Linked DNA regions of Homo sapiens: region 2 is linked to region 1. The links are chromatin loops, found by intact Hi-C in ENCODE. Cell type or tissue: PC-9. All regions are shown on one strand. Each heading gives the region's core, and the rest is flanking DNA. Links, peaks and the distances in the headings are about the cores only.

The links. A loop is a pair of places that touch in the nucleus more often than their neighbours do. Peaks named below come from ENCODE experiments on the same cell type or tissue, not always from the same donor. Only the 100,000 strongest peaks of a DNase experiment are listed, where the experiment ranks them.
Region 2: a loop joins it to region 1, with 10 times the contacts of the local background. A loop is called at or near these places in 1 of 110 quality-filtered maps.

Annotation. Positions count from the first base shown.
Region 1 is chr5:179,159,361-179,165,164 of GRCh38, forward strand. The region is part of intron 5 of ADAMTS2 (ADAM metallopeptidase with thrombospondin type 1 motif 2); the gene reads right to left. Among named protein-coding and RNA genes, the nearest start is that of ZNF354C, 100 kb to the left of the region's middle. In PC-9, for the core only: no CTCF peak of the experiment used is centred there; no DNase peak of the experiment used is centred there; H3K27me3 peaks cover 4,000 bases.
Region 2 is chr5:178,583,240-178,587,239 of GRCh38, forward strand. All of the region lies in intron 1 of COL23A1 (collagen type XXIII alpha 1 chain), which reads right to left. Among named protein-coding and RNA genes, the nearest start is that of COL23A1, 5.2 kb to the right of the region's middle. In PC-9, for the core only: no CTCF peak of the experiment used is centred there; a DNase peak (open chromatin) is centred at 2,462; H3K27me3 peaks cover 2,839 bases.

The DNA.
Region 1 (5,804 bases), core at 1,015-5,014:
TACGTTCCCCCCGTGTGAAGGTACTTGCAGAAACCAACACAATGGAGGAAAAGAAACAGCAACTGACATATTTGGTGGGTGCAAAAGTAATCGCAGTATTGCCATGAAAAGTAATGGCAAAGACTTTGGCATCAACCTAATAGAAAAACAGCCATATCAAGAACAAGGGCATACACAGATGATTCCCACAGGAACTATGCATGGGAAGCCCCCGGGAACCATCCCATTCCATTTTGTATCATGACGCACACCTGACAGCTAGGGTGGCCTCGGGACCGCTCGTCTTGCACACTCTCTCTGCACCATGACATCAGCAGGCACTCCCATTTAGACTTCAGGACTAAGAAGCCTGTCTTGGACAGGAAACTGAGACTCAGAGAAGTTAAGAAGCTTGCCCAGGTCATGAAACTAGGAAGTAGGAGAATTGAGATCGGATCCCAAGAAGGCTGAAACCAAAATCTAGATTCAACTCACTGCCCTAAACTTCCTCCTTAAATAAGACATACACAATATCATTTCAAAAGCAAGGCTTCTGTGAGCGGCACCCTTCCTTTTTTCCTCCACAATCCTCACAGCAGGCATTTTGGTTTCTGTTCTCACCATAGACTCCAAACACCGAAGTAGTTCCCTCCAAGAGAACCGAGAGCCCCTCTGAGTCCTGGGCATGTTCTTTTCCCCTTTAAGGATTTATCTGGCCATAAAATAGAGATGTGCATTCCTTGGAAGCTACGTATGCAGGTGTTTTTTCTCTTGCATAAATGTATCCACAAAGTAGAGCCACGTATTTCTCTTTGTGTCTATAAATAACAAAAAGTTGGCCGTGCGCGGTGGCTCACACCTGTAATCCCAGCACTTTGGGAGGCTGAGGCAGGTGGATCACCTGAGGTCAGGAGTTTGAGACCAGCCTGGCCAACATGGTGAAACCCTGTCTCTACTAAAAATGCAAAACTTAGTCTGGCTTGGTGGCGTAATCCCAGCAACCTGGGAGGCTGAGGAAGGAGAATCGCTTGAACCCGGGAGGTGGAGGTTGCAGTGAGCTGAGATCACGCCACTGCACTCCAGCCTAGGCGACAGAGTGAGACTCCGTCTCAAAACAAAACAAAACAAACAACAAAGGGTATTGTTAGCAAGCCAGTTAGTTCCAGAAGAAGGGAGCACAATTCAAGGCTAGGTAAGACAAGTCGTTCCCAGGGGTCCCAGTCAATGACTGACAAGATGGCAGACCAATTCCCAAGTCCCAAGCACAGAGTTAATTGTAAAGACTTTATTTCCTGCTCCTGGGAGATAAGATAACTCATTCTAACAAGGTTTCCATGAGTCCCGATGAAATAAGTCATAAATCAGAGTGTGATGTCCTGTGACTAAGACTTGTGGGACATTGGCATAGAAGTGGACAGACCAGAGGAAGCTGGAGGAGGGCAAGGGGAGGTGCACTTCCTGTTCCCATCATGACCAGGAAGAGCATGTGACTAGCTCTGGCCAATGAGCTGTGAGCAAAAGTGGGGCATGTCTCTTTTCGGTTGGAGCATCTAATTTCCCATTGAGACCCTTCAGAGAGCTCTCCTTTCTGGCACGAGATCTGGCAACATAAAGACAGTGGCTGCTCTGTCACCTAGGACCTGAGTGACGATGAGACCCGAATCCTCCGCCAACCCACATTGAACATACAGCGTGAGCAGGAAATCTTGGTCGTTTTAAGCCACTGGGATGCAAAGTGTGTTTGTTTCTGTAGCATAACCTCACCTACTATAATTGATACAGGAGGAAGGGAGTGGGTATCTGCATCACATCCAAGCCTGACCCCTGCAGCTCATCTCGAGTCCCTGCCAGGTAGTATCCGCCTCTGGGTAGCCTTGAGAGGTCACAGTTCTGAAGGAGGAATCGGGCGAAAGAATGTCCCTTCTCACTGTCTCCAGCTAGGGGGTGAGCTTGGGATGGCACAAGAAGGAAGGGAAACTCGGGGTGGATGTGATTCGGTGCTAGAGCGTGGGCCTTGTGGTTGGTTGTACTCGCTGAACTTAAGATTGGCAGCCCAGATATGGATGAGCCTGGGGGACCTTATGCTAAATGAAATAAGCCAGGCTCAGAAAGACAAATACTGCACGCTCTCACTCATACGTGGAAGCTAAAACAGTTGATGTCACAGAAATAGAGAGTAGTTCCTGGAGAGTGGGGGGCAGCGGGCTGGGGATTGCCAAGGCTGGTTAACATATCCAAAAGTGCGGCAAGATGGGGGAATAAGCGTTAGTGCCCTATAGTGCCGGAAAGCGCCTGGAATCCGTAAGAATGTATTGTGCATTTTCAAATAGCTAGAAGAGTGGACTTTGAATGTTCCCAACACAAAGAAATGATAATGTTTGAGGTGACAGATATGCTAATTACCCTGATGTAATCATTACACATTGCATACACGTGTCTAAATATCACACCCTACCCCAGAAATATGTACAATTATTACATGCCAATTAAAAATAACAGTAAGAGCAAAATCAAAAACCAAACAAGAATGACTTTTTAACATACATTTTTTAAAAATTGCCAGTCCAAATCCAAATCAGAGGGTCAGCACAAAGGTCACTAATAAGCGCTTTTGCTAGGGTGGTGGCAGGGCCCCTGCTGCAGTGTGAGTGTCTCCATCCAGGACACCCAGCACAGCTCGGTAGCCTTGCTGGGCTCCAGGGAAAGGGGCCTTGCTTCCTCCAGGGCACGTCTCCCAGCATCAGTGTCAAGGGAGTCCTGTCCAAGATGAACTCACCTGCCCTCAGGGTCCTAAGCCCCATGTAGTGGGACGGTCCCTTCCGATGCCCTGGTGGGTTGCGGTGACTTCTGCCTGCCCTTGTTTCCCTTTCGTGAAACTTCCCCTCCTTTAATCTGAGTCAGACCCCAGGCTTCAGGGGCAGGCAGGCCTGGCCAATCCCAGCACCACGCCTTCCTGGCCACCATGAAGGATCAGGGTGAACATACAACCAAAGCGGGCCAAGGAGTAGGCAAGGTGTGAGGTGGGGGGCCTGCAGCGGCTGGAGCCCCCCTGCACTACAGGAGACCCCCCACCAAGGATTAAAGGAGGATGAGACCACTGTCGAGCTAAGACTGGGGCTGCAGTCTCATCTGAAGGCTGTACCGGAGGCGGGTCAGCTCCCAGGCTCATTCAGGTGGTCACGGCGGGCCCCAGCTGAGCTGTTGCACACCATACCGTATGGGCCCCTCCTGGGGCCGTCACCCATGTCAGCTTTACCCCACACGGTCGCCCCTGCTCGAGGGACCCAAGAGACAACAAGAGAAGGCACCTCCCCTACAGAAGCCACAGTCTGCTTTTGATAGAATCTCAGTCCCGCCTACCGCAGGGCATGGACATTAAGAGACTGGGTCACTGGCGGCCATCACGAAGGCTGCCTGCCACTGACGGGTGTCATTTATGCCTGAAGAAGTTCCTCTCCTTGTGAAAGCCAATTCTGAGTTGTGCTCTTGTCACTTGCAGCGAAGAGAATCTGAGCCACGTGCTTCCTCCTTTGGGGGACCACAGGGACCCCAGTCAGGACACTCGCTGGCCCATGAAAGATGGCGTCTGATCTGGGGGCAGCTGATATGTTCTGGGGGCAGTTTATATGCTTCTCAGTGGGAGAAGGGCCCTGGCCAAGTCTTTGAGGAGGAGTCAAGAGTCCAGCCAGAAAGACATGCCCCAATATCAGGACCAGAGGCAGGAATGAGGCTAGTGTGTAGGACAGAGCTGCGGGAGGAGCCAGGCTGAGGCAGGCTGGGGGTGTGCAGGGAGGTCCGCTATCCTAGTGTGTGGGCTTGTGGGGAGTACCGGGAGGATGCTAGAAACCCAAGCGCCTACAGGAGCAAGGCAGGTGACAAGTCAATGAGGCAGGCTGGTTGCACGAAAAGTAAGTCCATCTTGTGTTTTCCCAGTTTTGAAGGAGAAAGGGTACAGAGGAATATTTCCCTATTAGAATAGAGTGGGGGTCGGTGATAAGGAGTGGCGAGGACTGTGGCAAACCCAGGTGCCCAGGCACAGCTGAAGGGAGCAACATCCGCCCAGTGCTGGCAGGAACAGAGGCCCAGAGCTGCTGGATCAGATTTCTCAGGTCAATCGTGAAATCTGGATTCTACAGACACCTACCTAATAGTAAACACTGGCTCAAATTGAAATCAGTTATGCAGACAAAACAACGCATCCTCCCCGTCACCACTTTATTCCAGAACCCTGGAATAAGAGCCCTGCAGTGGGCAGCCCCTTCTCCACGTCCTGCAGACTGGATCCACTCTGGCCGATCACCTCTCTCCTCCCAGATGCTGGCTTCTGTGGTTCAGCCTGGGTTCCCAGCCCGTCTTAGCAGCCAAAGTGATCTTGCTGCTGCGGCAAGACAATTTATTGAAATATTGATTTGTGTTTTTGTTCTTGCCTCGCTTTGTTCTCGGCCCAGTCCAAGAAGGCAGCCTGCCACTTTCGTTCTCCAACCCCAAGGAGGTTGTGCTGCAGGGTCCAGAGCTAAAGGGGTCTATGACCCCCTTCTGGCTTTGGGGTTCTGAGGAGACTCCCTGAGGAGGGGGCAGAGGGGAGGGCTGGGGTGCATGGGCACAGGGAGGGGAAGCTGCACTGGGGCCAGGGGAGCCCTGGGAGGCAGGACTTCAGGAGACATGAGAGTGTGCTAGACCCTGGGAGCCTGGGTCCCAGCAGGGGGTACCCCAAGAAGTAGAGGAGAGGGTTACCTCAGTGTCCGGGCACCCCAGGACTCAACCTGCCACTGGGAGCTTAACTGACAAGCCACAGAGCTGCTTGTGCTTCCTCTCTCTCTCTGCCAACGTCCCAACATCTCCAAGGTCCCAGCCTATCTCTGACGGGCACAGAGGAGCCCAGGGGCAGAGATCTTGTCCTTGCTGGGTCTGGAGCATTCAAGGGCTATGGGGTACCCATGAGGCCCAGACATTGACCTTGTGCCCAGAGGCCAGGGCAAGGTCTGTGTGCATTCTTAAAACAGCCCTTTGGGTCAGTGAGGAAGGAGTGGGGATAGAAGGGGACAGTGTGGCACTGAGATGCATGCAGGTGTGGCTGGTGCCACGTCAGGAGGGTCAGGACCTGGTGGCAGGAGCTGAGAGGCATCAGGGCTGCAGGGCGGGAGCAATGAGGCAGAGACGGCACCAGTGTCTGGCTTTGGGGATTGGTAGCAAGGCAGAAGAGGCGGCGCGGGAAGGGGACGGCAAGTGCCAGAGGAAGAGCGTGGGGTCCGCAGTGCAGGAAACATGGTCACGGCAATGTCTTTCCTGGCCAGCTTGCTCGTTGGGAAGAGCTGGGCTGTTTTGCTTTGGGAGCTCTCCCACTTCTGGGGGTGCAGCCCTTGTGGGTGATCAGTCCCAAGCCGTAGCTGGGACCCATGTTAGGCCCATGGAGCACAGGTTCGAAAGGACTGAAAACTGGCTGAAGTGGGTTTGCCTGGTGGCAGCACCCAAAACAACCATCCGCAAACTCAGGCTCATGCACCCCAGAGCCCCCTTTCCTCCACCCACTCCTCCCACTCCATGAGAGCTACAGGCAGCCTTGGGTTCTGCATGCCTCTAAGGACTCCTCACAGAAAGAAACTGATGTCCAGGCAGAGACATCGGGGCAGCTGGACAGGTCTGCGGCCCAGGAGGGAAGTCTGGGCTGGCCGTGGACAGGGCAAGGCCCTCGCTACTGGAGGCAGTCGGAACCCAAGGGAAGAGCCAAGCTCAGGTCTCTCCGCTGAGACCTCCAGCCAAGGATACTGTCCTGACATGCAGTGAACTCCCCTGTGGGTCACTTGGGCTCCAGCGGGACCACCTGC
Region 2 (4,000 bases), core at 1-4,000, 580 kb before region 1:
ACTGGCCTCCCCACTGGATCAAAAATCCTTTCATTGAGTTTCATGCCACTGAGGTGGAATTTCTCTAGAACACAGCTCCAGCTTAGAGCCCAAGCTTCTCACCCTATTCCTTGGATGGTCACCTACTGGTTTTGCCGGCCTCATGTCCTCTCCCTTTTCTTCCAATAACACCACTCCAAATTGTCCTTTGGGATCAGCTTTCACTTCTTGGTCCCTAGAGCTCCAGTGGGGTTGATCGTGCACACACATGAACACACACACACAGACGCAGCTGAGCCTCGCCCATCGAGAGGCTGCCCTGCGGGTCTCAGTGACCAGGACGGGTAATCCGTATTGTTAGATGCAGGCTGTCTGTACTGATAAATGCAGGCAATCCACACTGGTCCATCAGAGGGAATTAGGGAATTTCTGCTGGGACTGTTGGAAAACAGAAACTAACACTAAGGATGTGAATCTGGAGTTGCTGGAAGCTTCCCTGGCACTTTATGGGGAGAGTGAGGGCATCCTTGAGAAATATGGAGCCAAGAGGAAGAAACAAAATCCAGGCACCTTGAGCCGGGCCTACACAGACACTAGCCTGGACTTCTCCGTTACTCAAGCTAATTAATAACCCCCTGCTTTCTCCCCAATTTTTATTTGTTGTTGAAACAGCCTCAGTCTGTCACCCAGGCTGGAGTGCAGTGGCGCAATCATGGCTCACTGCAACCTTAAACACCTGGGCTCGAGCAATCCTCACACCTCAGTGTCTCGAGGAGCTGGTCTACAGGCTTGCGCCACCATGCCCAGCTGATTATTATTTTTTTTGAGATGTACTCACCCAGGCTAGAGTACAGTGCCATGATCTTGGCCCACTGCAACCTCCGCCTGCCGGATTCAAGTGATTCTCGTGCCTCCCAAGTAGCTGGGATTACAGGCACATGTCACCATGCCTGGCTAAATTTGGTGTTTTTAGTAGAGACAGGGTTTCGCCATGTTGTCCAGGCTGGTCTCGAACTCCTGACCTCAGGTGATCCACCCACTTCGGCCTCCCAAAGTGCTGGGATTACAGGTGTGAGCCACTGCACCTGGCCACACACACACACACACACACACACACACACACACCTAGAAATAAATACATATAAATTTTTTTCTTTTTTTTAAATAGAGACGAGGTCTTGCTATATCATCCAAACTGGTCTTGAACTCCTGGGCTCAAGTTATGCACCCACCTTGGTCCCCCAAAGCACTGAGATTATAGGTGTGAACCACCACGCCCCAGCCTGAATTCTTTGAAATTAAGCTGCACCATCTTGGAGTCATGTCACATTGCTATTTGAGGGTAAAAGGATCCAAAGGCATCTAGAAAGGTTGAAGCTAATGGGTTGCTGCTCGGTGAGGGAAGGAGGGACAGCCTGCTCTGGAGACCATGACTGTAACTGCACCTGCTCTGGAAGGGGATTTGGAGGCCACAGTCAGATATGGCTGCTAAGAAAGCCAAGGAGCTGGGGGAAAGGCAGGATAGTAGGGGGTAACAGAGCTTCCCAGACACACCGAGTGGGTGCAGGTGCACTGTATGTGGTCTCTGGTAGACTGACTACCTTGGTCCTTCGGGGCTGGGGAGTGGCTGGTCACCTCCAGCCTAGTGTCCTCTTCCCTTCCTGCAGTGAGGGAAGTGCTACCATTCTTTGCATGTGCTATGATATGGGAAAGCTGGCAAGCAATGTCCTAGAGTGCCACCCTTAGTCACTCACTTCGGGGGCAGAACAGCATCTGCTCAAGGGTTAAAGGCCAAAGACTGCAACCAACGGGACTGTGCCAGAGACAATCCCAAACCCATCAACCTTCCCTTCAGCTGTGGCCGGCAGCACAGCTGGACAGCAGAGCCCCAGGGGAGGCAGAAATTTTGTGGTTGAAGAATGTTCCCAAAATGTGGTCCTTGGGAAACACCAAAGCAGAAGGAAGGCCCAGTTATGAGAACTTAGGCGGGCCAGTGGATGACTGAACCCCCGCTCTGCCCCACCCTCCTCTGGGGTGACAACAGAAACATTCCATGGCCCCAGCAGACACTGGGGTAACACTCCACGGCTGACCCTGGGGTAACACTTGTGGCCCCGGCTGACGCTCAGGTAACACTCTATGGCCCCAGCTGACTCTAGGGTAACACTCCGCGGCCCTGACTGATGTGTGGGTAACACTCCACAGCCCTGGTTGACACTGGGGTAACACTCCACGTCCCTGGTTGATGCTGGGGGTAACACTCCACAGCCCTGGATGACGCTGGAGTAACACTCCACGTCCCTGGATGACGCTGGAGTAACACTCCACAGCCCTGGTTGATGCTGGGGGTAACACTCCACAGCCCTGGATGGCGCTGGGGTAACACTCCACAGCCCTGGATGGCGCTGGGGTAACACTCCACAGCCCTGGATGGCGCTGGGGTAACACTCCACAGCCCTGGATGGCGCTGGGGTAATGCCCTACAGCCCTGGATGGCGCTGGGGTAACACTCCACAGCCCTGGCTGACCCTGTTGGTTGCTCCCCAGTAGCCATGCCCAGTCTTCCTTCCTACCAAAGCCTCGATTCTGTTCCAGCGGCAACACGCCCAGCCTCAGGGGATGAGTCAAGATTGGCCAAAGCCTCCTATGGCGATCGCATTACCCTTGCCAGTGAAGGGGATGGCGACCCTGTGACCTAGCTCTGGCTAGTGGCTGTAAGTCTGCCGAAAGGTGGGAAAGTTTTCCCCTGAATTGAAATTAAAGAGACAACCTCTCAAGAAGACCGCTCTCTTCCCTGCCCCCTTCCCTTCTACCCAGGCTACTCTTGGGTGAAGACATAGGTTCACAGCTGCAGCAGCCACCTTGTGACCATGAGGAAAGGACAAGAGAACGGCAGAGACTGAGTGGTACTCAGGTGTGGCCAAGTCGCTGACAGACCCAGGATGCGCTGACCGTCTTCCAAGCTTCTCCTGTAGTGTGTGCTAAGAAAGGACACTCAGATATTCTGTTACTTCCCATCAAAAGCATATTTACCATCCTGTACTTTTCCTGTCTGTTATCATATTTGCATACATGGGAGCTGTGACCACACTATCAGAGGAGAGGCAGTGGAAGAGGTTGGATGACAGAGCTGGTAAATGGTGGGACCAGGCCTCAAACTCTCTTCTGCTGATAGGAAACCTCAGGCATGGTCTGCTCTGCTCTGCCTCTGGTATAAATTCATTCAGCTTACAGATTCCCCAACCTCAGGGGCCATGCCTCAAATTTTCAAAGCCGATGTGGAAAAGTCCAATCCAAAATGACAAAATATGTCTGTGAAAGGAACGCCCCAATCCTTGGCTCATTCTAAACATGCTACTATTATTATAAAGCTCTCCCAAACTGTTGCAAGGAAAAAAAAAAAAGGACAAGAAAAGAGTGGAGAGAGAAAGTGAACATGCCAAGAAGTCATTGAAAGGAAACTTTTTTTTGTTGTTTTGGGAGCCAGGAAATGTCAAGGAAACAAATGTAGCTATGATTTACACTGCATCTCCAGTTGTGCCATGGAATTCAAAAATAGGCATCTTAATTAAAACTGACAGCAGAGAGCAGCCCTGACAAGTAGACAAACCACCAAAGAGGCTGAAAAATCTCCATTTGACTCTGGGTTGACAGTATTTAACCAATATACAGAGTTGATAAGAGAAAAGGAAAATGCGTAAACTTTACTCGAGTCTCTGGGCTTTTCTTGTTTTCAAACTGATTGGTCTGGACAATGGAAGGCCAACAGCCAACAATAAATCCATTGTAAGCTGGCATGGTCTCCTCTGAATACAACTAAATATTTCTTTAATCCTTGCATTACATTTTTTACTGTATTATGAAAGCCATGTATTCTAAAGTTTTAAGCTTTTATAACATTGTAACTATAGGTATAAGATGGGGGGATTGATTACTTAGGCAACCTATTTAAAGCACTTTAAGAGGAAAATATTAGATTTTTTTGCATGAATATTTTCACATCATAGTGAAGATACGATCG